Linked DNA regions of Homo sapiens: all the other regions are linked to region 2. The links are chromatin loops, found by intact Hi-C in ENCODE. Cell type or tissue: PC-3. All regions are shown on one strand.

Evidence for each region. Peaks named below come from ENCODE experiments on the same cell type or tissue, not always from the same donor. Only the 100,000 strongest peaks of a DNase experiment are listed, where the experiment ranks them.
Region 1: it touches region 2 in a loop (4-fold over the local background); 2 of 110 quality-filtered maps call a loop at or near these places.
Region 3: it touches region 2 in a loop (4-fold over the local background); 2 of 110 quality-filtered maps call a loop at or near these places.

Annotation. Positions count from the first base shown.
Region 1 is chr3:13,157,429-13,165,428 of GRCh38, reverse strand. It overlaps a transcript of IQSEC1 not described here. Among named protein-coding and RNA genes, the nearest start is that of IQSEC1, 88 kb to the right of the region's middle. RefSeq lists an enhancer at 3,563-4,088. In PC-3, a CTCF peak has its summit at 4,295 (motif pointing left); a DNase peak (open chromatin) is centred at 5,338; H3K27ac peaks cover 1,886 bases.
Region 2 is chr3:13,101,464-13,109,463 of GRCh38, reverse strand. It overlaps a transcript of IQSEC1 not described here. Among named protein-coding and RNA genes, the nearest start is that of IQSEC1, 32 kb to the right of the region's middle. RefSeq lists an enhancer at 5,394-6,163. In PC-3, CTCF peaks have their summits at 1,495, 3,228 and 3,435 (motif pointing left); a DNase peak (open chromatin) is centred at 2,673; H3K27ac peaks cover 4,691 bases.
Region 3 is chr3:13,409,236-13,417,235 of GRCh38, reverse strand. All of the region lies in intron 1 of NUP210 (nucleoporin 210), which reads left to right. Among named protein-coding and RNA genes, the nearest start is that of NUP210, 7.1 kb to the left of the region's middle. RefSeq lists enhancers at 492-561, 622-771, 3,172-3,221. In PC-3, a CTCF peak has its summit at 614; a DNase peak (open chromatin) is centred at 3,655; H3K27ac peaks cover 1,807 bases.

The sequences.
Region 1 (8,000 bases), 56 kb before region 2:
CTCCTCTCCCCATCATCAGGCTTCCTGGGAATTCTGTGGAGGGTCTTCAGCCACCAGGGGCTGGTCTGCACCTTGTCCCATGGCCCCCGGGGTCAAGGAGATGCCACAGGTGTCTGTGCGCCATTCCCATCTCACATCACCACTTCACCTGCTGCCGTGGGGACCATGTGATCCAAGTTGCTGTGCATTGATGCTGAATTAGAATTGCTGGAGAGGGAGACCAAGGTCCTTCTAGAACAAGGGGTGTGCACTCAGGCACCTGGAGCACACATTGCTGGGGACTACCTGCCTTCTGTCTCATTTGCTACTGGTGAGCGCGACCAGGCTGGGCAGCACCAAGGGAGGCCGGGTCTGAATCTGTGGGCAAGCTTGGTTCAGTGGGAAAGGCATCCCCTGGGGCTTTCTATGCTGAAGGGTCGTGCAGCATGTGCTCTGACTTCCGTTCTGGAACGTTACTGAAAAGGCAATGAACAAAAAGACAAATCTCTGACTCTGGGTTAAGTAAGTTTTTATTTCTCTAGCTCTCTGGCAATAAAATCCAATTTGGGACATCCAGGGATTAGATTCCTGAATGTGTTTGCTCAAAGCCCTTTGCTCCTTCAGACCCAGGAAGCCCAAGCGAGGCTTTAGCCATCAGCTGCATGGAGTTTAATCCCAAAGTCCCTTTCCTTTGGTGTACAGAGCAGGAAGGCATCACTGTCAATACCGCGTAGTCACAGTCTTCGTGAAAGTTCAAGTGCGCAATACAATCTGATTGTCCAATTTCTTGACATTCAAGGTTGTCTCCTTTGTAATATGGTTGTAATTGATTTCTGAGTACTTGAAAATAGAGCTGGTTCTGGGGAAATAACACTGGAAATACCAAGTAGGGGATGCAGTGAGGCCAGTCGCACCGCTCTCACTTATTCATTCATTCATTCATTCACTCATTCATTCATTTAGTTGCTGCCCAGGTCAGAGTTCTGGAACCATAGACCCCTCCTCTGGCTTTGCTCTTGACTCCTGGGGTGTATTCAAATCCTGGGAAAACAATTGCAGTCAAGGTGATGGAAACAGGAAGAGGGTGGGAAAGGAACCCTAAGACTTCTAAGAAGAGTGGACTTTCTGAATACAGTTCCAGGTCAAAGGAACAGCAGCAAGAGACCCCGGAGGATTGGGCCTGCGGATGTCTGCTGAGGCTGGGGAGGGGATGCTGGGAGCAGCTGGGGCCTCAGGGTCCCCACATCTAGTGTCGTTGTGCAGGTCTCCCGGAGCAGAGGGTTCTGGGCTCTAAGCGTGTGCTCTTCTCGTTGCAGGTCTGAAGGAGAAAGCTCGCGGAGCGTCAGGTATGTGCTTCATCCACCTCTGTCCGTGTGTCTGAATCCTGGCGGTGAGCGGCGTTGATGAAACCATGTGCTTTGATTTCTCCCTGCGGGTCTCCCAGGTCAGACCTCTCCTCCCCTGGCTGCCCCCTTCAGCCCTGGCGTGTGCCCCAAGGGCCTGGGCATGATCTGCAGAGCACGTCTGTTGGCTCTGCATCCTGGAGCAAAAGCCCTTCCCAGCTTCCCTGTGTTTAGAGTGACCTCTGCAGAGATCACCTAGGTTGGTGGTTGTCCCTTCCTTTCTGGGGCTGGTGATGGCCCAGTGTGCCAAGGCTGTGACCCGTCTAGGACCAGAAACTTCTATACCTGACACCCCTGGGGCTGGGCTGGGCGGGGTCAGGGCAAGTCTAAGATGCTTGGTGGTGGGCCCGGCTCTAACCAGCCTCTAACAATGCAGGGGTGTCTCCACGGCAGGCGTAATGCCCCTGCCCATCCTCGCCCCACCAACCGAGGGTAGGTGGGGGTGGACATGGAGTGGGCTTTCTGCCAGAGGCTCTGACTGAACCTAGAAGAGGGTCTGGTCTGAGACAGTACCTGGGGTGTCAGTGCCCCAGCCACGGGGCCTGAGGCCCAGCAGTTCTCAAGGCATGAGCTGGGGGACCAAGAAGGCCATGGTCATGGGAGATGGGGGTCAGCATGGTGAGGCTGGGGATGCGAAGGAGAGGCCAGGAGGCAGTTAAGAGCCCACGGACCCCCAGTCCCCTCTGGCAGCAGATGGACTTCCAGGTCTTAGGGTGGTGGCCTGAGGTGGCTGGTTTGTATTGTGATGTTACAGGCTGGGGAGATGAGATGTCCTGAGCTTGGCCGTGAGGATGCCAGCTGGAGTGGGGTCCTCCAGGTGCCTGCAGAACAAGAGACAGATCTGGGGGAGGCTGCATCCCAGGGAGCCTCTTGGGTGGCAGCACAGGGGGTGCTGAATCTTATACTTGGGGCAGTCGGCTATGTGCTTGGAGCAGGGGACACTGGCAGGGAGTTGGGCTCCAGGGAACCAGAGTCCAGGGAGTGAGAGGCAGGGTCTCGCAGGAAGCAGAGGCATGCTCAGAAGGGGAACTGGAGAGAGAGAGGGTCCCAGAAGGACTGTGTGCAGGGGTGAAGCCCAGGTGAGGGGACTAGCTGGGGATGGTGCACTTGGGCTGGCAAGAGTGGGAGCTAAAGGGATAAGGGGGGGATGCCCGGGGGGATGGATGGACAAAGGCTAGGGTCTGGGGATCCGAGGGAGGGGGCAGCAGGCCCCTTGCAGCCTGAGGTGTGCACCGCCACATGGCTCCACCCTGGAACACAGCGTGGCCCTGAGGAGGAGGAGGGGAGACTGCCCTGGTGCACGATGGAGAAAGCTCTGGAATGTACCATTAAGTGAGCAAAGCAGGGTGTGAGAGTACACATCTCACACTACTTTGGGTAAGAAAGGGCAGGTGTAAGTACGTATATTCTTATTTAATTTGTCAGCAAAAAGAAGCAGGAAGGAAACAGTTGTCTCTTAAAATGGTCCCTTCAGAGGGAGGGCAAGGGGCAGGGCCTCCAGTGCCTGTATGCTTCCTCAGGGCAGACCTAGGAATATTCCTGAGGGTTCTGAACCCTGTCAATGTAATACTTGTTCAAACAATTAATTCAAAACAACAGGTTAGGGAGAGGGTGGGTTGCCAATCCCTGGGGCTGGCTCTGAGGTGGAAGGGGATTCCCACATGGACTCGGAGGGGCTGCAGGCTCAGGAAGGAGATGGCCTCGCAGCCTCTCAGGCCCTCCCTGGCCTGCCTCTCTGGGCTCCTTTGGGATCTAAGCTTCCCCCAATCCCCCCAAGGTGCCCTTCTCCCTCTGTCTTCCAAGAAGGCAGCTGCTTACCTGAAACCCTCATTCTGTGAAAGTTCATGGTGGGCAGCGGGTCCCTTACGGGGTCGCCCTGAGAACAGCCTGCTCTCACTGGTGACCTGAGCGGGGGCTAGTGAACATGTAGAGTGAATACACCCTCGTGGTGGGGATCTGGTCTGCCCCAGCCCCACCCGGCCTGGTGTTCACTCCAGCGGATCATCAGGAAAGCATTTGCCAGGCAGGCGCTGTGGAACCCAGCCCTGGGGGAGGAGGATGGGAACGACATTTCGGTGGGGGAACAGCATGTGCAGGGACCCCAGGAGTGAGCATGACTGGCTGCCTGGGGAGAATGAGGAATGGCCTCTGCGTTGCAGGGGGACTGGCACACAGAGCCGAGCATATGTCCCAGCTCCGAGCCACACAGCTCCCAGCAGGGTGCACAGACAGGAGAAGCCGGGCAAGGGAGATCGCGGATGGAAGTTCCAGCAGGGAAGGCTGTGTTTAGTTCTTCCAGGGCTGAAGAATCCAGCCCCAAAATGCCCTGCCGTGTGGACATCGCAGTAGACAGTGTTGCTGAGGCTAAGATGCTGGGGTCAGATGTGACTCGTCATGGCTTTACCTGCCCTGGCCCGTTGTCCCCATCATGCACAGGCATTGTGTTTCTTCCCATGCAGCTGACGACTTGGCTGCCAGGCCTATGTCATGGGTCACACCCTTCCCCCAGGAGCTGGGCCTCCCTTTTCTCAGGACCAGAGGTCCCAGATCATTCAGATCTACCCTGCCCCCACCCTCTGGACAGAGAGTCACCAGATCTGGGCTTCCAGAGCAGTGTCCGTGCGGGGTCTGCGTCCCCAAACCTGGGATCCTGACTGCAGTTCTCTCTGAGCGCTTCTACCCTCTCCAGACCCGCTAGAGGGGAGGTTGGAAAACTAAAGTGTGACCACGGCCCTCCCCCGCTTCTCCTCCCGCACTCCCCCTGGGCTGACACACTGTGGCAGTGGCCCTGGTGGTCCCTGGACGCCACACCCCTACCAGCGCAGCTGCGCTTCCACAGCCTTCCCATGCGCACCTCCAGCTCCCACCAAATGATGCCACTCGCCTTTCTAAATGCGGCCCATGATTCCTGCGTGCCTGCCCCCTGCTGTGTGTGACTCAGGATGTTTCCTATGTTTAGAAAATGCTCCACTCCACCCCCCGAAGATCCCTTCCTTTCTCAGAGCCCCCATGGCAGCTGCCTTTCTGGAGCTTTCAGGGGAGCTGGGGCTGACAGGGTGGCCTCCTGGTTGTCTCTGTGGCCTTTTATGCTTCACTTTTGATATCCCAGTCCCTTCTGCTTTGTGTCCAAATGACTTAAGCATTTGTCTTTCCTCTCAGGCAGAGGAAGACCCCCAGGACAGGGATGAGGCCCCTGAGTTGTGGCTCGATGGTGCCAGCACCTGTGGGGCACAGAACAGGCACCCAGGGGGTGTCTGTGCAGTGGATTCATCTTGGCCTTGCTGGGAGCCCTGGGCAGGATGCCTTGCACAGAACAGGCACATGTTCATGTGTGTTTGATTGGACTCAGGACTCATAAATATTTTCAGGCCAGAAACCAGAAGGAAGAGGAAAAATGGACCACTCCCATGCTCAGTGGAGACTGCCCCCGCAACACCCTCCCCTTACCAAACACTCACTAAAATTAATGGGCAGAGATTCTGCACTTGAAAAATCAGTGAAGCTGTGTATGGATTTTATTTGCCTAAGGAAAATATGACTGACCTTGAGAGCTCATGGCTTGTGCTAAATATTAAGGACACACAGGGGCAGGGCTTGGGGGCTCACACTTGTAATCCCAGCACTTTGGGAGGCCAAGGCAGGAAGATCATTTGAGGCCAGGAGTCCAAGACTAGCCTGGGCAACATAGCCGGACCCCGTCTCTACCAAAAATAAATTTAAAAAATTAAGGATAGCCCTGAGAGACACCTCCTCCCCACCAGCTCTTGCCCTGCCCCAAGGTCCCTGCTTGGTGAGATTCTTGTTCTTTAGACTCAAATGATCGGAGTTGCCACCTTTCTGGTTTGCTTTTCTTAGCCTCCGGAGCAGCAGGGAAGTGCTTTTGCATGGAGAAGCCTGTTTGTGAATTCACGCTCACTACTTTCCCCTGAGGCAAAACATTTGCAAGATCAGATATATTCATTTTCCACAAATGAAATGACTCATTTTTTGACCATTTTGCAAATGTAGGACTTTGCTCATTGTTCCCCGGGAGGATGTGTCTGCTTTTGACTCCACTAAGAGGAAGGCTCTGGAGGCCCTCAAATGTGAATCTTCTAATGATTTATTTATGGAAGAGGGACCATAGGAAGAGAAGAGGTTTGTGGAGTTTGGAGTCTGCAAAAATGAATGACCGGGTGGAGGGTCTAGAGAGAATGTGGATACTGGTTTGAAAGTGCCAGGGCTTTCTGCAGGGTGCAAGCATTATCTTTTTTCCCCCAGCACTCCGTCAAATCCTTGAAATTAACTCAGCTACATTCAGTCATAGGAATAAGTTCCATTCAATGAGTTCTCACTGTGGGTGGGGGTCTCACCTCATCTGCACAACCACCCGCACCCTTGTAAGAGAGTTATTATTGGCCCTTATTTTTTCAGCTCTGGGAAATTGAGGCTGAGAAGTACAAAACAGCTTGCCTAGGATGACGTGGATTTCGAGTGCAAAGGTGGGATGCTGTGCACCAAAGCCTTCGCAAGTCAGTGTCGCCTGTGGTGCTTGTTGAAAATACAGATTGCCAGGCCCTATCCCTTTCATGCCTCACTCAGTAGGTCTGGGCAGGGTCTGGGAATCTACATTTTTTTGAGATGGGGTCTTGTTCTTGTTGTCCAGGCTGGAGTGCAGTGACGTGATCTCGGCTCACTGTAACCTTCACTTCCCAGGTTCAAGCGATTCTCCTGCTTCAGCCTCCCGAGAAGCTGGGATTGCAGGTGTCTGCCACCAGGCCCAGCTAATTTTTATATTTTTAGTAGAAACAGGTTTCACCATGTTGGCCAGGCTGGTCTCAAACTCCTGACCTCAAGTAATCCGCTTGCCTCAACCTCCCAAAGTGTTGGGATTACAGGGTGAGTCACTGTGCCCAGCCTGAATCTGCATTTTAAATAAGCGCCCACATGATCTTAACAGGCTGCCTGAACATATGGTCTCTCCAAGGAAACAGAATTTCTCCAAGTATGCCAGTGTCCAGTGGCAGACACGTACCCTTCATAAGCATGAGCTGACTGAAGTGCAGAAATTTTGCTTCTAACACTTAGAAGAATTTTTTTTTTTTTGAGACCGAGTCCTACTCTGTCACCCAGGCTGGAATGCAGTGGTGTGATCTCAGCTCACTGCAACCTCCGCCTCCTGGGTTCCAGCGATTCTCGTGCCTCAGCCTCCTGAGTGGCTGGGACTACAGGCGCACACCACCACGCTTGGCTAATTTTTGTATTTTTAGTAGAGACAGGGTTTTGTCATGATGCCCAGGCTGAACTTGAACTCCTGGGCTCAAGTGATCTGCCTGTCTCGGACTCCTAAAGTGCTGGGATTACCACGCCCAGCCCTGACCTTAGAAGCATATTGCATGAGGTGGTCCCATGTAGGTCGCCTCCCCGTCAGGACTCTGAACGTTGACTGGCATTTTCCAAAGGCAACAGCAAGGCTCAGGGCTGGGACAATGAGGAGAGCCCAAGGACTGTTTTGTTTGGGGATGGTGGGGGAGATTCTGGAGACGGTGGGCCTGGTTACCAGCATTGACTCAGCTGGAACCAAGATGTGTGAGTAAACGTAATTAGTCCAAACAAATCCAGTTTTCTGTCTCCATACCAAGGCAAAGCAGCCTTTGTAATTAACTGGGCCTTTTTCCCCAAACCCAAAATGAGAACACACAGTTTATTTTGTTCACAAGGAGGTATGAAAACTGCTGAACGTGGCAGACAAAGCTGGGAGTGTTTGCTGTGCCAGGTAGACAGAGCTGAACTCTTTCTCTCCAGGAAGGAATGGGAGCAGGCTCCAAATGTGAGAGACGGGCTGGGGCTGGGCCGGGTCCCTCTGCCGCTATCCAGCCATGTTTTGGAGGTGCTGGACTGAGGGCTGAGCCGGCGGCCTCTGGAGGCGAGTGGACATTTCTTAGCACGGTGGAATCAAAAGAGTACAGACACTGGGGGCAGATAATCTTGAATTCAAATCCTTTCTCTTTGTCTTACCCTCATGTCACTATGCAACAGCCCCTGAGCTCTCCAAGCCTCAGATTTCACACTCATTTAACAGTCTTCATTGAGCACCTACTGTGTCTTTGTGCTAACTACTAAGGGTGTGAAGACCAATGAGATACAGTTAATTTCTGCCCCATGATGAAATCGGAGCAAAGACTTTAGCCTCAAGGCCATGGACCAATTAAATGAGGCATAGATGGAACAGCACATGCCATGTCATAGCATTCAGTTAACATCCATTTCCTTTCTTCTCCCTCTGCCACAGTCTGTGGAGACGCGGCTGCTCAGAATCCTGAGGGAGGGTCTGAGGCAAGCCCATGTTTACATGAGCAGGAGGTGGTAGCAGCTGCTTGTAGAGTGTGCCCTTTTGGCTGTCCTCCTTCCTTCCTTTGCTCCCCTGGGTTTATGATTGAGATTTCTTGGGCATTCTTGACTGTGGTGGACTTTACTTTTCCATCTCCTTGACTCTGTGCTGTATCCTGAGCAATTTCCTCAGGATGGTCTTCTAGTTCACTAGTGCTTTCTTCAGCTGTGTTCATTCTGCTGTGTGGCCTATGAATTGTGGGTCCCTGAGACCCTTGAATGGCCTCTGGATACCCTCAGCCTGCTTTC
Region 2 (8,000 bases):
GCAGGTGCAGTTTCTTTAAGCAGTTTTGGACCCGGGGAGTGGCAGAGCTTGGATATGAGCTCAGGTTACCTGATCGAGGGCTCTGTCTATCCACACACTCACCACCCAGATTGGCTGGTATTTGTATTTCACCTTATTTCCTTCATCTCTCTTCTTTTAAGAAAGAAAAAGAAGAAGAAAAAAGAGTGGTGGGAGAATGGGAGGGAGGAGGGGGGCCTCGGCTGCTCATAGCTTCCCCACCCTCCCCCAGGTGGACCGTCCTTATGTCACAGCCTCCACCTTCACCATGCAGCATTGCGCATGCCAGTCCCTCGGTAATGCCTGTACACCACCCCGCGATTCCCCAGTGAGAGTCATTCTGCCCACGCTCTGGCCATCCCCTTCCATGTTGGTGGTTGGAGGCCACTGGAGCTGCCTCTGGGAGCTGTTTGGACGCATGCATCCATGGCCAGGCCCCAGGACGCATTGACCATGTGATGCCTGAACTTGTAGAGGCCACACTGTCTCTGACTGATGTCCTGTCCACTGTTTACCGCATTTGCCTTCAAGACGTTTCACTCGGGGGCCATGACCTGCAGGTCCCCCTACCCCATCTCCAGCAGAGGGGCTGTGTGATCCACAGGCTTCTGTTTTATTTGTGAGATTTACACACATTCTCTCAGATGATGCTTATCTGGTTGCGACTTACCCTTTTTGATTCACTGATGTGTTTTTAAGTTTTGTCCATGCTAAGCAGACCCAAATGGCAAACACACAGGAGCAATGAGGTTGCTGCTGGGTTTTCTACCCTGGAGCCACTCAGCTCAGGATTCCAAACTCAGAGGGATGAGTTTGTCCACCCAGGGCCTTGGCTGACTTGCCCACCAAGTCTAGCTCACAATGTAGGGGGGTGTTTCGTCAAAAGGAGAATCTTGGCAAGAGGAAACATGAGTGCTATGTGGCTAAAAAAAAAAATAGAATGTGCATGCCCATTGCCGCTGGTGGAGATACAAATGGGACGTGGTGTCTGGAAGGCAGTGCAGGCGCTTGCACTGAGAGCCCCAAAAATGGCCACATGTTTCCACCCATAATTCTGCTTCTTGAAATGTTCCTGAAGGAAATCCACTAGATAAAAATAAGAAAATGCCTCACCACACTGCTTTATGATCACAAAATGTTAGCAATAACAAAACTTAGGGATTCCATGTCATGATTTATATTACAGCCACATGTGTGGGTATAAGGGCGTTGTTAGAAATTAGGGTTTTAAAAAATGAGGGGAAAGAATGTTTGTGAAATAATGGTCAGTGAACAAAGTGGAAGGCAAAGCTAAAAACTCTATAGCGTGGACATCAATTACGGAAAAACAATCCCCTGGGGAAATTCGCAGAAAGGTAGACTGGTGGGTTCCAGGCGGTGGGGTTATGAGTGATTCTTTTTTTTCCTTTATGCTTTTTTATAATTTTTTTGTTTGCTAGGTGTAAATAGCCATAAGATACGAGTGGCAGCATGCGGGGCTGCTCCCCGGCGCCCTCTGGGCTGGAGTCCGGAGCTCACTCAGGCCATGGCTGGCCAGGCTGGTGTGCAGCAGGCATGAGCTCAGCAAGTGCCCTGGGGAGGGAGCAGGCCGCTGGGCGTTCCGGACATGTATGGCTGGCCTGATTTTGAAGCAAGGACCGCATCACCGTGTCTGTGCCCACTGGGGCTTAACTGGATCATGAGACCCAGCGGCCCAGGGGCGGGATTCTGCTGGTCAATTGAGTGGTCCCCACCAGGGTCTCGGGCCTAGGGAAATGGGGCCCACTGGGAAGAGGTTATAGACCACCATGATGCCAGTAGAAATTATACCTGTTGTTGTATTTTGGGTTCCAACTTGGTGCTGAGCAAAGCCTCTTCTTGGAATGTGTATGATGAAACCAGCCTTGGTTGAAATCTGAAATCTGCCACTTACCAGCTCTGTGGCCTTGGGCAAGTGACTTAACCGCTCTGAGCCTGTTTCTCCATGTGTAATATGGAGATGACACTTGCCAGAACTGGTACTGGAAAGATTAAACATCTCGGAAGCATCTAACACTGCGTGCTGTATAGTAGGCACTTAATTAACTATAGCAACCGCAGGGGGCATGGTCCTGTTGGCAATGGCCGCTGCCTTAACTTGCCTGAATAATTTATAGAGGATCTAGACCTCAAAGCTTGTAAGTAGGAAAGGGCTTTGTTTTTCTCTAGCCTCTGCCCTGACCATCTGTGCATGGGTCTTCTGGTTTCAGGAATACCTCTTGTGCAGATCCTACAGTCTATAGACATCTCTCGGGAGTGGATGGAGGCCCCCAGGTTTCTGTCCCTGGTGGTCACCAGAGCCACTCTGTGCCTTCTCCACATCAAAAAGGACACGGGCCATGAGATACGGCCAGGGTTCTGCCAGCTTTGTGGTGTCTCACAAGTTCACTGTTACTTTTCCTTGGCATTTCATGATGATTTAAGCCATTCTAGAAAACCACCCAAGTCTTTTACTATTTTCATCATTCCCACAAAATCTGCACAGTTGGTTAACTTTAATGGGCCGTGGAGCTGGCATGTGGTGTCTCTTCTCAAACAGTCTTAAAATGATGTATTTTGGATAGAAAAATGTATGTTAACGATTTTAAGGTCATAAACTCCAAAGAGATGATATCTTCCAAAAACAATCGTCCACCCAGGATGTTTGCTCAGTTGCTCACTTTATAAGCATGTTTTGAGTGTGTACTCAGGGTTCAGCCCTGCACTAACCCATGGAGCCGCAGGAGGAGGGCAGTGCCCATTCATTGATTCATGCACTATTTATTATTCATCCACTCAATGTGGATCAGCCTTGTTCTGTGGAGAGGCAGTGCTGCCTAAGGGTTAAGGGCAGGGAGCTCTGACACCAGATGGCCTAAGTTTAAGTCTTCTCTGTCTCCTACTCCTATGTGATTCGGGGCATGTCACTTGGCCTCAGGTTCCCTCATCTGTACAATTTCATGGGCTTGGCCTCAGGATTACATGAGATAAAGAGCTTAGAACCACACCTGACATATAGCAAGTGCTCGGAACAGAGACTCTGATTACCCCAGGTCTCAAGCTGAGTCCCCAAATAAGAAGGGGACTCCAGGGTCCTGGGTCCCAAGGAGCTGCCAAGCAGGCAGTGGCTGAGGCCTGGGGGAGGTAGAGAGTCACAATGGAGTGTGGGCAGTGGGAGCCCAGGAAGGTGCTGGGGAGGGGAGGGGAAACGGGGAGGCTTCCTGGAGAAGTCTAGTTTCATGGGTTGAGCTTTCCCAGGCTGAGATTATGGAAGGCTTCTGGGCAGTAGCTGGATATGGATTCCTCTCTCTGTTCAGAATGCAGAGGAAGCAGGCAGCCTGGGAAGCTGGGGGGCTCTGCTCCACAGAGTCACCCAGGAACCCAGGCTCCCTCTATTGGTGGCTCCACCTCCATCATAGCGCTCCTCTAACCAGGAAGGAACCAGCCCAGGGCTGCCGGATTTTCTCAGCTATGGAGAGAAGACAAAGCCCAGCGTTTCGCCTGAAATCTTCTATTTGCCAGTGCTAGTAGGTGATAACATGATCACATTTAAAAATCATTTTAATTTTAAGCCACATGCTGCAGGCCAGCCATCCCTTAGGGGTGGAGGCTGATTTGCCACCTCCCCACATGGAGAGGGGACAGAGGGTGTGACTCAGATGCTGCACACATCCCCATGGCCAGAATTCAGTCTCATGGCTACTCTTCACGAGGAGGGAGGCTGGGAAATGCAGTCTTTCACTGGTCAGTCATGGGCCCTGCTGAGGCTAGAGGAGGGAGAATGGCTCTAGGGGGACTCTTAGATGCCCGTGATACAGAGAGGAGGGGATGGAGGGGCAGTGGAGGGAAGGAGAGTGTGTGTGTGTGCATGGAGGCTGTTGATTTTGTTAACTGGGTAATATTTTAAAATGCAACTGCCAGCTTCCACGTGTTTTTCAGGATTCACCATGCCCCTGATTTTTCTTGGTTTTCTCAAAGCCAGAGGTTCTGTCCCTGCCGGCAGGGGTGGGACTGGTGGGAGCGGGTGGCTGTCCCTGAGCGGCATCTGTCTGCTGGCCATCCCAGAGGACAGCGGGAGAACCCTGGGATGTGTGGCCAGGACCCTGGACTCCAGGCCTCGCTCTGCCCCTGGCTGTGGAGGCCTGGTCAGGAGACCAGATGGGTGTGAAGTAGAGAGTGGTAGAGTCCCCTGGAGGGGAGGGGATCAGGGCCCACTTCCTAGAGGAACAGTGCTGTTCTGAGTAGAGGGTGTTGGAGACACAGAAGTGTTGTCCCGTGTAGAGGTTCCTTGTGGGCTCAAAGGGGCCAGACCATGAAAGACCTTGAATGCCGAGCCAGAGAGTTCACACTGCACAGGGCAGAAGTCACAAACTAGCAGCCGACAGACTGCCCCTGGCCTGCAGCATGTGTTTTAAAAGTAAAATGACTTTTTAAATGTGATCATGTAATCAACTACTAGCATTGGCAAACCGGAAGATTTCAGGTTAAACACTGGGCTTCGTCTTCTCTCCACAGCTGAGAAAATCTAGCAGCCCTGGGCTGGTTCCTTCCTGGTTAGAAGAGAGCCATGATCTTCATCCTGGTCCTGCCGCAGCACACGCTGCTTGTTTCACCCCCCGACCAACCCCTGCAGACCTGGCTCCTACAGCCCCTCACATGGGTCAGGGGCCAGGCAGGACCTAGTTGGTTGTTGGGTTAGCGTCCGCTAGTGGCCGGAGTGAGGGGTGAAGAGGAAGGGGCCATGATGGGCCCTGCACCTGGGGTCCCGTGAGAGCAGCTGAGTCCGGAGCCAGGGCCACCGGAGGGGGAGAGGTGGGGGAGGGAGACTTGGAGATGAAACTGCTAAGATGTGGCCCCAGCGTGCACAGGGGAAAGAGGATGGCACCCAGGTGGTCCCTGTTCCGAGTGCTGGGTCAGCGGTGGAAATCTACTTGCCTGGCTGGAAAGCTGCAAGAGTCCGCAGAATAACAACATCATGGCTGTGAATGTATTTTTGTATAGACTACAGAGAGCCCAGAAATGTAAGGGATGGGTGAAAAGGAAGATGGAAGTGGAATTAGAGGGTCCCTAATGTTGGCCCCAGCAGTGTACTCACTGGGAGGCTTGTCACCCCAGGGTCACCCAGGGGACTCACCCCATCTCTTCCCTTCATTTCCAGATGAAATACTCTAGATTTGCCCCAACAGACTGGTCAACTAGGTTGTTTTGGGAAGCAGGGAGTGCAGAAGTCACCATTTATTCACTCAGCAAACATGCTATGTTTGTGTGTGACAGAAGTTACACCAGGCACAGGACCCAGTCCTTGCCCATCGGAGCTGACAGGCCATGGGGAGCAGGTAAGGAAGAGTGGGGCGATTAGTAGCAACAGCTCTAGAGACAGATGGCCTGGGTTCGAATCTCAGCTCCATGACTAACTAGTTGTGTGACCTTGGGCAAGTCATTGAAACTCTCTGTGCCTGAGTTTTCCCATCTATAAAATGAAGATACTAGTAGCACCCACCTCAGGGAGTGCCGTGAAGATTAAATAGAAGAATACCTGGCACAAAGGTAATGTCCTAAGTTTTGGCAAATATTGCTGCTCATTTAGTGACTTACTGAGCACCTACTATGTGCCGCACGCTGGGGAGAGAGCAGTGATGGAGGCAGACACAGCCCCTGCCCTCGTAGGGTGGTAGGCAACATGGAATACCGGGGAGCTCCCAGGGGTAGGAGGCGCACCCTCTGGGGGTCAGGCCTCCAACCTTCCCCTGCTCTGAAATCACAGCTGCCAGCCCCGCTCCCCTGCCAGCCAGACCCCCAGTGCGTGCTGCATGTGAAGCTCATCCTGCAAATTGCCCACCCCAATGGCACACTCGGCTCTGGCTCTTGCCAGCTGCTGCTTGGCCTCCCTGATTCTTGGTTTTCCTCATGGTGAAGGGCCCAGCCCCTTCCTCGGGGACAGGTGTGGATGGCATCCAGGCAGCACGGCCAGCTCTTCCAGTGACTGAGGATGGTGATCATACAGCTTTAAACACACCTGCCACTCCCCCGAGGCTGGTGGAGCTAGTGGTCTGTGGTCCACAGAGGTGGAGGGGAGAGGGTGATCTATTGGTGCCTCGGGTGTGTTGGCGGGGGCGGTTAATTAAAAAGGTGGCTGGGAGATGAATTTCTGGAAACACAAATTGGAAACCAGTGGAAGCTATTGATCTGCTTAATGGGAAGCTGATGATATCTGAGCAAGCAGACAGCTCTGGCTTAGGGAGGTGGCGAGAGTTCGATGCAGGCCCCTTCCCTGAACTGACCTGCCTGGGGCCAGCCGGGGACATGGGCCAGGGAGGGGCTGGGGCAGAGCCCTGGGGCCCTGGCTCTACTTCAGAGCATGGGAGCAAGCTGCATCCCTGCGCAGAAGTCAGAGTCCCTTCCGACATCCAGCCCACAGGTTGAGGTAGGGGGGCACCAAGCACCTGATCTGAGCCCCTCTCTGCCACCTCTGACGGGGCTGAGCTGGACAAGGTGCCAATTGTCTTCAGCTCTCAGTTTTCTCATCTGGAAACTTCCGACCTCCCAGGGTGGTTGTAAGGACTAAATGCAGTAATATGTGGGCCGTGGCAGGCACAGCCCTCAGCACCAGGGGTGCAGCCGTGAACGAGCTGTGCTCAGTACCCGCCTCCTGGAGCTTACATTTTAGTGGCAAGCAAGCAAGTCTGCTGACAGTGGAGTGCCAGGGAGGGCATCCAAGCAGGGAAGGCTGCACATGCAAAGGCCTGGAGGGTGGGACCTGTGGCCTGCAGTTGACAGTGGGAGCATGTGACGTGAGGGGAGCTCCGTGGTTACCAATAAATATCTTCAAATCCCCAATCCCCACCCGACCGGGGAAGGACAGTGCTGTGGAGAACCATGGGCTCACACCTGCTCCTTTCCTCCTGCCAGACCCCCGTGAAGCACAGGTTTTCACGCCTATTACTCAGATGAGCAAACAGAAGCTCAGAGAAGGAAACCATGGGCCCAAACCACACGGGTGAGGAAATCCAGCCTCTAATCCAGCCCCCCACCAACACCAACCCCGGCAGCCCCAACATGGGGCTGGGCCCAGGCCTCCGCTCCCCAGCCCATCCCAGTCTCAGGCTCTAGGATGGGTGTTTGTTCGCATGGAAGGCAGAGGTTATTTATTATTATTATTATTATTTTGAGACAAGTTCTTGCTCCATCACCCAGGCTGGAGTCAGTGGCTCCATCACTGACTCCTGGGCTCCATCATTGATCTCCTGGGCTCAAGCAATCCTTCCACCTCAGCCTCCTGAGTAGCCAGGACTACAGATGCACATCACCATGCCTGACTAATTTTTGCATTTTTTGTAGAGACAGGGTCTCGCCACATTGCCCAGGCTGGTCTCAAACTCCTGGGCTCAAGCGATCCACTTGCCTCAGCCTCCCAAAGTGCTGAGATTACAGGCATGAGCGGGCAGAGTTTATTAATCGATGGCTCATGAGTGGGCCCCTGGCTCACTGCACACCCTCCCTCCCACCCCTGCAAGGCCAGAGTCAGTTTCAAAGCACTTAACTCGTGAAATCCTCTCCCAGGATCTGGATGGGGAAGGAGGCCAGTGTTAGTCTCTGTTTATTGATTCCTGGACTTCATCAGGGTTTATCTCTGAAACAATAAAATTGAAAGATGGCCCCAAATTTATATCTCCAGCCTGTACCACTCACCACTCCACTGCTACCCATCCAGCTGCCTCCTCCATGTTTCTACCTGGAGGCCCCACAGACATCATACTGGACACAGCCAAAACAGGACTCTGAGTCTCTTCCCAGCCCTTCCGCCTGCAGCCCAGCCTGACTCCCCTTCCTCTCCCACCCACTGCAATCTGTCGTGGAAACCGGGAGCTCCCTCCAGACAGACTTGGGCCTGAGCACCTCTCCCTGCCAGCCCACCATCTAGCCAGGCACCACCATCGCTCATCTTCCCGGGGCCTTCCCAGACCTCCTTGTTTCCTTTCTGTTCC
Region 3 (8,000 bases), 310 kb before region 2:
GCTCCAGAAGGGGAAGTGATCTCTGGGAAGTCTTGTAGCGATGGACACTGAGTTGGAGCAGGAGCTGCTGGGACCCCTCCCTGTCCCACGCCATTAGACCTGGGGACTGGCAGCCTCTGGCTAATTTGCCAGGCTCTAATTCTCTCCAACTGCACCCAGCCAGCACTGGTTTTGTGACAAGTTCCTGATTCCTTCTAGATATTTTGCATTATTGAAAGTGTTCCATAAAGTATATTACATTTGCTCCTTTTAAAGGTATATACAAAACGACCTCATATCAAAAACTGGGAGAACAGACGAAAAAGAAATCATGCCATAATCTTCCAGCTGTAATACAATCACAGGCAGCATTTTGGTTTCTTTTCGGTCACTTATGTTTCCTCTCCTAGCTCCTTTCTTACATTGCCTTGAACCTGGTTATTTGGGCACCTCGGGAACCTCCTCCCCTGCCAACACTGGCTAGCACTGAAGCCCAAGCACTGCTCTGTTGCTTCTTCCTGAGGGCTCCGTGTCTGAGCACCTTTCTGCTGGGTTGAAGTTGCCTCCTCATTGATTCTTTCCCTGTCATGGAGTCCCAGGGTATTCTGGGTGCTCCAGCAAGGGGGCGCTGTCTTGGAGAAAGTGAGTGGCTCAGATTGGTTTCCCAGGGGTGGAGCCTGAGGCAGGATTCTGCTGCCCTAGTTTACAGAGAAAGTGCTCTGTTGGGCAGCTGGATAGGGAAGGGAGGCTGCCTGCAGGTTGTCCTGCCTTCAGGCGAAGAGACCAAGCTTTGAGCTTTTGTACCCACTGTCAGGCAGCCATTGGTTCCCCTGGGGAAGGGGATGTTGTGCGACCTCCCGGGCCTCTGGCGGAGACACTCTGTTTTGAATTACGACCTGCAGCTCCCCTGGCTGAGGTGGGGAGGGGATGTGGACCTGCCTGGTGAACAACATCCAGACACAGCATGCACAGTGACTGCCATACCAAGCTGTTCACAGACTTCTCCTTTCCTGCCCCTGACAGTCTCTCCTGGGCACCTTGGAGCCATCTAACACGTGTGCCAGGCCTGGTCCTGCACCAGGGTACACCCTCTCTTATGTGGTCTGGGGCACTTCTCAGTCACAGGTGTAAGGATTCTCAAACAGGTAGATGGGAGTCCTTTCAGGGCCAGGGAGGGCACTGGTCCCTATGCCGTGGAGCTTGGCCTTGGGGCATGCTGTACCCCAGGCAGTTCAGATGACCCCTGGGGAGTCCCTCTTTGCTGAGGGGTGACTGTGGGAGGCCAGAGGCCAGCACTACCCTTGCGTGTGGATGTCCTGGGTCCCTCTCCCTGCCCCAGCAGGGGAAGCTGCAGCAAATCCCCTCACAGGCCTTCGTGGGTGAAGTTGGGCACTAAGGGTGAGGGATGCACGCTGAGCCAAGTCAGAGTGTCATCTGGCCTAGCTGGCTTCTGCTGGGCTCAGGGACCCTGAGCCTCTGGGACGGGCACGTCAGCAGGTCACATGCTGGAAACTTGCACAGGTGAGGCAACAGGGCCTGTAAGAAGTTGCCCCATAGTCAAAATAAAAAATTCACAAAGTGGAAACAACCCAAAAGAGGGAGTTGAATTCGACGGGAGGCCCCCAGTTTGCTCTTCTGTACCTCCTTCACTTGGCCTTCCCTGAGCCCACACCTGTACTTCTGCTCTTTTCGTTGAGAGTGTTTTCCCCTGTACCACTCAATTTGTGTGCATGCTGCATCCCCACACACCTAGGCCAAATCTCTGTCTCCTTCCTTATGCCTGGCCTTAGAGTCACAGGCTTTGGTCGATTGCGTTATCATCTGGGCCTATTTGATGGCATTTCTGGCAGTTAGAAAGTGGGGTGGAGAAACCAGAGCTCCCGCAGGGCCTGGGAGAGGGCACACGGTGAAGACCCGTCCTGCCTGAGCACCAGGGGACAAGCACTGATGGACGACACATATTTCACCGAGGAGGGCTGGAGAGTCACTGAATAAGAGGTGACAAATGTCTGTGACTCTTTTTATTTTTTGAGATGGAGTCTCGCTGTGTTGCCAGGCTGGAGTGCAGTGGCACGATCTCGGCACACTGCAACCTCCACCTCCCAGGTTCAAGCTATTCTCCTGCCTCAGCCTCTCAAGTAGCTGGGACTACAGGCACATACCCAGCTAATTTTTGTATTTTTAGTAGAGACAGGGTTTCACCATGTTGGCCAGGATGGTCTAGATCTCTTGACCTTGTGATCTACCCGCCTCAGCCTCCCAAAGTGCTGGGATTACAGGCATGAGCCACCACACCCACCTGTCTGTGACTCTTACTATGAGCCAGGCACTACTTGAGGTCCTGGGATGTGACAGTGAAGCAGCAGGAGATGCCCTGCTCTCAGGGACTCACAGTTGATTGCCGGAGTTAAACGGTTAATTAAGATGAGATCTGTGGATGCATGTGAGGCAGGAGTAAGTCCTGAAGGAAACAGAACTGCAAGGCATGGAATGTGTTTTGGGGAGGGCGCTCAGCATAAGCCTCCTGGGAGTCGAACTAGGAGTGGAGTGGGGTTGAGTTGGAGGGGACAGCAAGTGCAAAGGGCCGGAGGAGAGATAGAGCTTGTCAGAAGTGCGCAAAGGCAGCACGTTTGGCCAGGGCAGCAGGGCTGGGAGGGAGGGTGGAGAGGTTGGCAGGGCGGGGCCATGTGGGACCTTGTGGGCTGTGGTTAGGAGACAGGAAGGAGAATGCCAGGTCAGATGTGGGCAGGGTTAGACTGGGCCTGGTTTTTGGGCCTCGTTCTCCCTGGCCCCTGAGGGCTGTCTGTAGCTGTGGCCCCTGCAGGGCTGGACCGGGCCTTGCTCAACTCCCTTCACCAGGCCCGCAGCAGGGAAGTGCCAGGAAGTGTCTGTGGACCTGGGTTGACTTGGGCCTTGGGTGATTTTCTTCCTGCTTCCTTTGTGGGTCCCCCACTCTGCCTGAGCTCTGTCAGCCCCACGAGGTGGCTTCCGCTCTGTAGACACTGCCTTTGGGCACCGTTAGGGGCTGGACCCCGCGGGTGGATGGGAGGTGGCGTGTGTCATCCACCACCCTCACCCATCCTTGTTCTTTGTGCAACTCTCACTTCTCTTTTCTTTTCACTGTTGCTTTCTGGCCTGACCCAGGTCCCTGAGTTCCCCTATGGCCTGCCTGCCTCCTGTTCCTGTGTTGTGAAGAGTGGGGAGCACCCCCTCAAAAGCAGTGCCTGCCAGACGCCAGCACATTCTGTGTGCCAGTGGGGCCTCATGCGACAGTGGGAATGAGAAAAATTCACTCTTTCAAAACTCACTGTCAGTCCTTTAATTTTCCTCAAAATAAAAGTTTTCTTCTGGTGTCTGTATGTGGTTTACATATTTTTTTATTTTAAATTGTGGTAAAATATATATAACATATAATCGACCTCCTTAACCATTTTTAGGTGTAGAGTTCTGTGGCATGAAGTACGTTCACAATTGTTGTGCAGCCACCTCCACCATCCACCTTCAGAACTCTTTCATCTTCCCAAATGGACACTCTGTACCCATTAAATAGCAACTCCCTATTTTCTCCTGCTCGGGCCTTGGCCAACACCATCTTTTCATTGTACTCTTTGATGTTTGCCTGTCTCCCAAGAGAACAGGCAGACGCCTAGAGTCTTTGCAGGTAGCAGCTTCCCCCCAGGACTTACTGACACTGCTTTGAGTCATCTGGATGGATGACAAATGCTGTGATATTCTTATTTACACTAGTGTGTAAGGTTTCCTTTTTTGTTTGTTTGTTTTTTTTTTTGAGACAGAGTCTTGCTCTGTCGCCCAGGCTGGAGTGCAGTGGTGCGATCTTGGCTCACTGCAAGCTCCGCCTCCCGGGTTCATGCCATTCTCCTGCCTCAGCCTCCCATGTACCTGGGACTACAGGCGCCTGCCACCACGCCCGGCTAACTTTTTTTTGTATTTTTAGTAGAGATGGGGTTTCACCATGTTAGCCAGGATGGTCTCGATCTCCTGACCTCGTGATCCGCCCGTCTCGGCCTCCCAAAGTGCTGGGATTACAGGTGTGAGCCACCGCGCCCGGCCTCAAGCAATTCTTCTGCCTCATCCTCCTGAGTAGCTGGGGCTACCGGCATGTGCCAACACGCCTGGCTAATTTTAGTATTTTTAGTAGAGACGGGGTTTCACCATATTGGCCAGGCTAGTCTCGAACTCCTGACCTCGTGATCTGCCTGCCTCGGCCTCCCAAAGTGCTGGGATTACAGGCGTGAGCTACTGTGCCTGGCTTTTTTTCTTTTTTTGAGACAGAGTCTTGCTCTGTTGATCAGGTTGGAGTGCAGTGGCCTGATCTCGGCTCACTGCAAGCTCCGCCTCCTGGGTTCACGCCATTCTCCTGCCTCAGCCTCCTAAGTAGCTGGGACTACAGGTGCCCGCCACCATGCCCAGCTAATTTTTTGTATTTTTAGTAGAGACGGGGTTTCACCATGTTAGCCAGGATGGTCTTGCTCTCCTGACCTCATGATCCACCTGCCTCAGCCTCCCTTTTTTTTTTTTAATTGAGATGGAGTCTTGCTGTATTGCCTGGGCTGGAGTACAGTGGCAAGATCTTGGCTCACAGCAACCTCTGCTGCCCAGGTTCAAGCGATTCTCCTGCCTCAGCCTCCTGAGTAGCTGAGATTACAGGCATCCACCACCATGCCCGGCTAATTTTTGTGTTTTTAGTAGAAACGGGATTTCGCCATGTTGGCCAGGCTGGTCTCGAACTCCCGACCTCAGGTGATCAGCCCTCCTCTGCCTCCCAAAGTGCTGGGATTACAGGTGTGAGCCACCACACCTGGCCAAGGTTTCCTTTTAAAGTAATTTTTTAGTAAAGAAGAATCCATTTAATACAATAATAAGAAAAGGGCCGAGCATGGTGGCTCATGCCTATAATCCCAGCACTTTGGGAGGTTGAGGCAGGAGGATCGCTTAAGCTCAGGAGTTTAAGACCAGCCTGGGCAACATAGCGAAACCCTGTCTCTACTAAAAAAAAAAAAAAAAGAAAAGGAAAATAAAGCTGGGTGTGGCACAGGCACCTGTGGTCCCAGCTACTCCTGAGGCTGAGGCAGGAGGATTGCTTAAACCCAGAAGGTCAAGGCTGCAGTGATCCATGATTGTACCACTCTACTCCAGCCTGGGCAACAGAGTGAGAGCCTGTCTATTAAAAAAACTAGGCCGGGTGCAGTGGCTGGCCAGATGCAGTGGCTCATGCCTGTAATCCCAGCACTTTGGGAGGCCGAGGAGGGCGGATCACCTGAGGTCAGGAGTTCGAGCCCAGCCTGGCCAATATGGTGAAACCCCATCTCTACTAAAAATACAAAAAAAATAGCTGGGCGTGGTGCTGGGCGCTTATAATGCCAGCTACCTGGGAGGCTGAGGCAGGAGAATTGCTTGAACCCGGGAGGCGGAGGTGGCAGTGAGCTGAGATTGCATCACTGCACTCCAGCCTGGGTGATAAGAGTGAAACTGTCTCAAATAAATAAATAAGTAAATAAACGAATACAAGTCATACCTGTATGTGACTGGGCTAGGGCAGGTGTCCAACCAAGAGGAGCCTGATGGTGGGGAGGGGCCGTCGGCAGGTGCAGGTGTCTAGGCAACTGCCCTTCCTGGCCACAGCCTGCAGGTCCAGAGGCAGGGGCTTCCAGTGTTGCAGAGGAGATGTGGGGGTGGTGACAGGGGGGATGGACAGAGGGAGCCAAAATGAAAGAACCAATTTTTCTGTTAATCCCTTTGCATACTATGCCCCCACTTAATCCTAAAAATGAACAATAAACAAAACTCCTTTGGTAAGAATGACTGCACTGTACAAATGAGGAGCCTGGGTCCAAGAGCCTCACAGCTGGTTAGTGGCAGAGCTGTGTCCAAAACCAGCCTCAGATCCAGAACCACACTCACTCTCAGATGCCTGGGGAAATGCGCCACCCTTCTCAGATGATTGTTGGTTTACCCAGTTTCCTTCAGCTGGATTTTAAAACTTCAGTAGTACTTTTATTTTTCTGAGACAGATTCTTGCTCTATCACCCAGGCTGCAGTGCAGTGGCACAATTATAGCTCACTATAACCTCAAACTCCTGGGCTCAAGTGATCCTCCCTCCTCAGCCTTTAGAGTAGTTGGGACTATAGATGTGAGCCACCACGCCCAGCTAATTTTTAAAATTTTTATTTATTATTATTATTTTTTAGAGACTCACTATTGCACAGGTTAGTTTCAAACTACTGGCCTCAAGCAATCCTCCTACCTTGGCCTCCCAAAGTGCTGGGACTAAAGGTGCATGCCACCACACCTGGCTAATTTTTTTTTTTTTTTTTTTTGAGACAGAGTCTTGCTCTGTCACCCAGGCTGGAGTGCAGTGGTGCCATTTCAGCTCACTGCCAGCTCCGCCTCCTGGGTTCACACCATTCTCCTGCCTCAGCCTCCCAAGTAGCTGGGACTACAGGCGTCTGCCACCACGCCCGGCTAATTTTTTGTATTTTTTAATGGAGACGGGGTTTCACCATGTTAGCCGGGATGGTCTCGATCTCCTGACCTCGTGATCCACCCGCCTCGGCCTCCCAAAGTGCTGGGATTACAGGTGTGAGCCACCGTGCCCGGCCTTTTTGTTTTTTTTTTTAGAAATGGGGTCTCACTGTTGCTTAGTCTGGTCTCAAACTCCTGGTCTCAAGTGATCCTCCTACCTTGGCCTCCCAAAGTGTTAGGGTTACAGGCATAAGCCACCATGCCTGGCCCAGTGGTGCTTTTAAAAATCAGTATTGGCCAGGCACAGTGGCTCACGCCTGTAATCCCAGCACTTTGGGAGGCCAAGGTGGGCGGATCACCTGAGGTCAGGAGTTTGAGACCAGCCTGACCAATATGGAGAAACCTCATTTCTGCTAAAAATACAAAATTAGCTGGGTATGGTGCTACATGCCTTTTCCTAGCTCCTCGGGAGGCTGAGGCAGGAGAATCACTTGAACCTGGGAGGTGGAGGCTGCGGTGAGCCGAGATTGTCTCATTGCACTCCAGCCTGGGCAACAAGAGTGAAACTCTGTCTCAAAAAGAAAAAGAAAAAGGAAAAAAAAATCAGTAATAGCTGGGCACAGTGGCTCACACCTGTAATCCTAGCACTTTGGGAGGCCAAGGCAGGCAGAATGCCTGAGCTCAGGATTTAGAGACCAGCCTGGGCAACACGGTGAAACCGTTTCTACTAAAATACAAAAAAAAAAAAAAAAATTAGCTGGGTGACGTGCTAAAAATTACAGGTGGCGTGCACCTGTAGTCCCAGCTGCTCGGGAGGCTGAGGCAGGAGAATTGCTTGAATCCAAGAGGCAGAGGTTGCAGCGAGCCTAGATCGTACCACTGCACTCCAGCCTGGGTGACAGAACGAGACTCCGTCTCCAAAAAAAAAAAAATTAGTATTCAGGATACATTTGGAGGTGGGGGCTGATTCAGGTGGATGTTAAAGCCATCCTTCTGCTTGGTCTGGAGGCAGCACCAGGTAAAGGTGGGAGGCCTGTGGCCTTGTTTTGAACTCCGTGTACCCTAGCACAAGGGAGCAGGAGAGTGTCCAGACCAGGGGTTCTGAGCTAGACTACACTAAGGCCCATGTCTAGGGACGTGGCTTCATGAAGGTCACTTAACATCCATGCAAAGGATTCCTCATGTATCAAATGGGGGTTTTAATAGGATTGTTTGGAAGCAAATGAAATGTTCATGATATGTTTCACTCTGTGATTGACACATAAGAAAGCATAGAATAAATGAAAGTTTCAAGATGGTACCAGCATGGTCAGGTTCTGGTGAAGGCTGTCTTCCAGGTTTTAGACTGCTCACTCCTTGTGACATCCTCTCATGGTGGGAAGGGATGAGCAGCTCTGTGGGACCTCTTTTATAAAGGCGCTTAGTCCATCCATGAGGGCTCAGACATCATGACCTAATCACGCACCAAAAGCCCCACCTGTTAACACATGTCATCACCTCAGAGGTGAGGATTTCAACATCTGGATTTCAGGAGGAC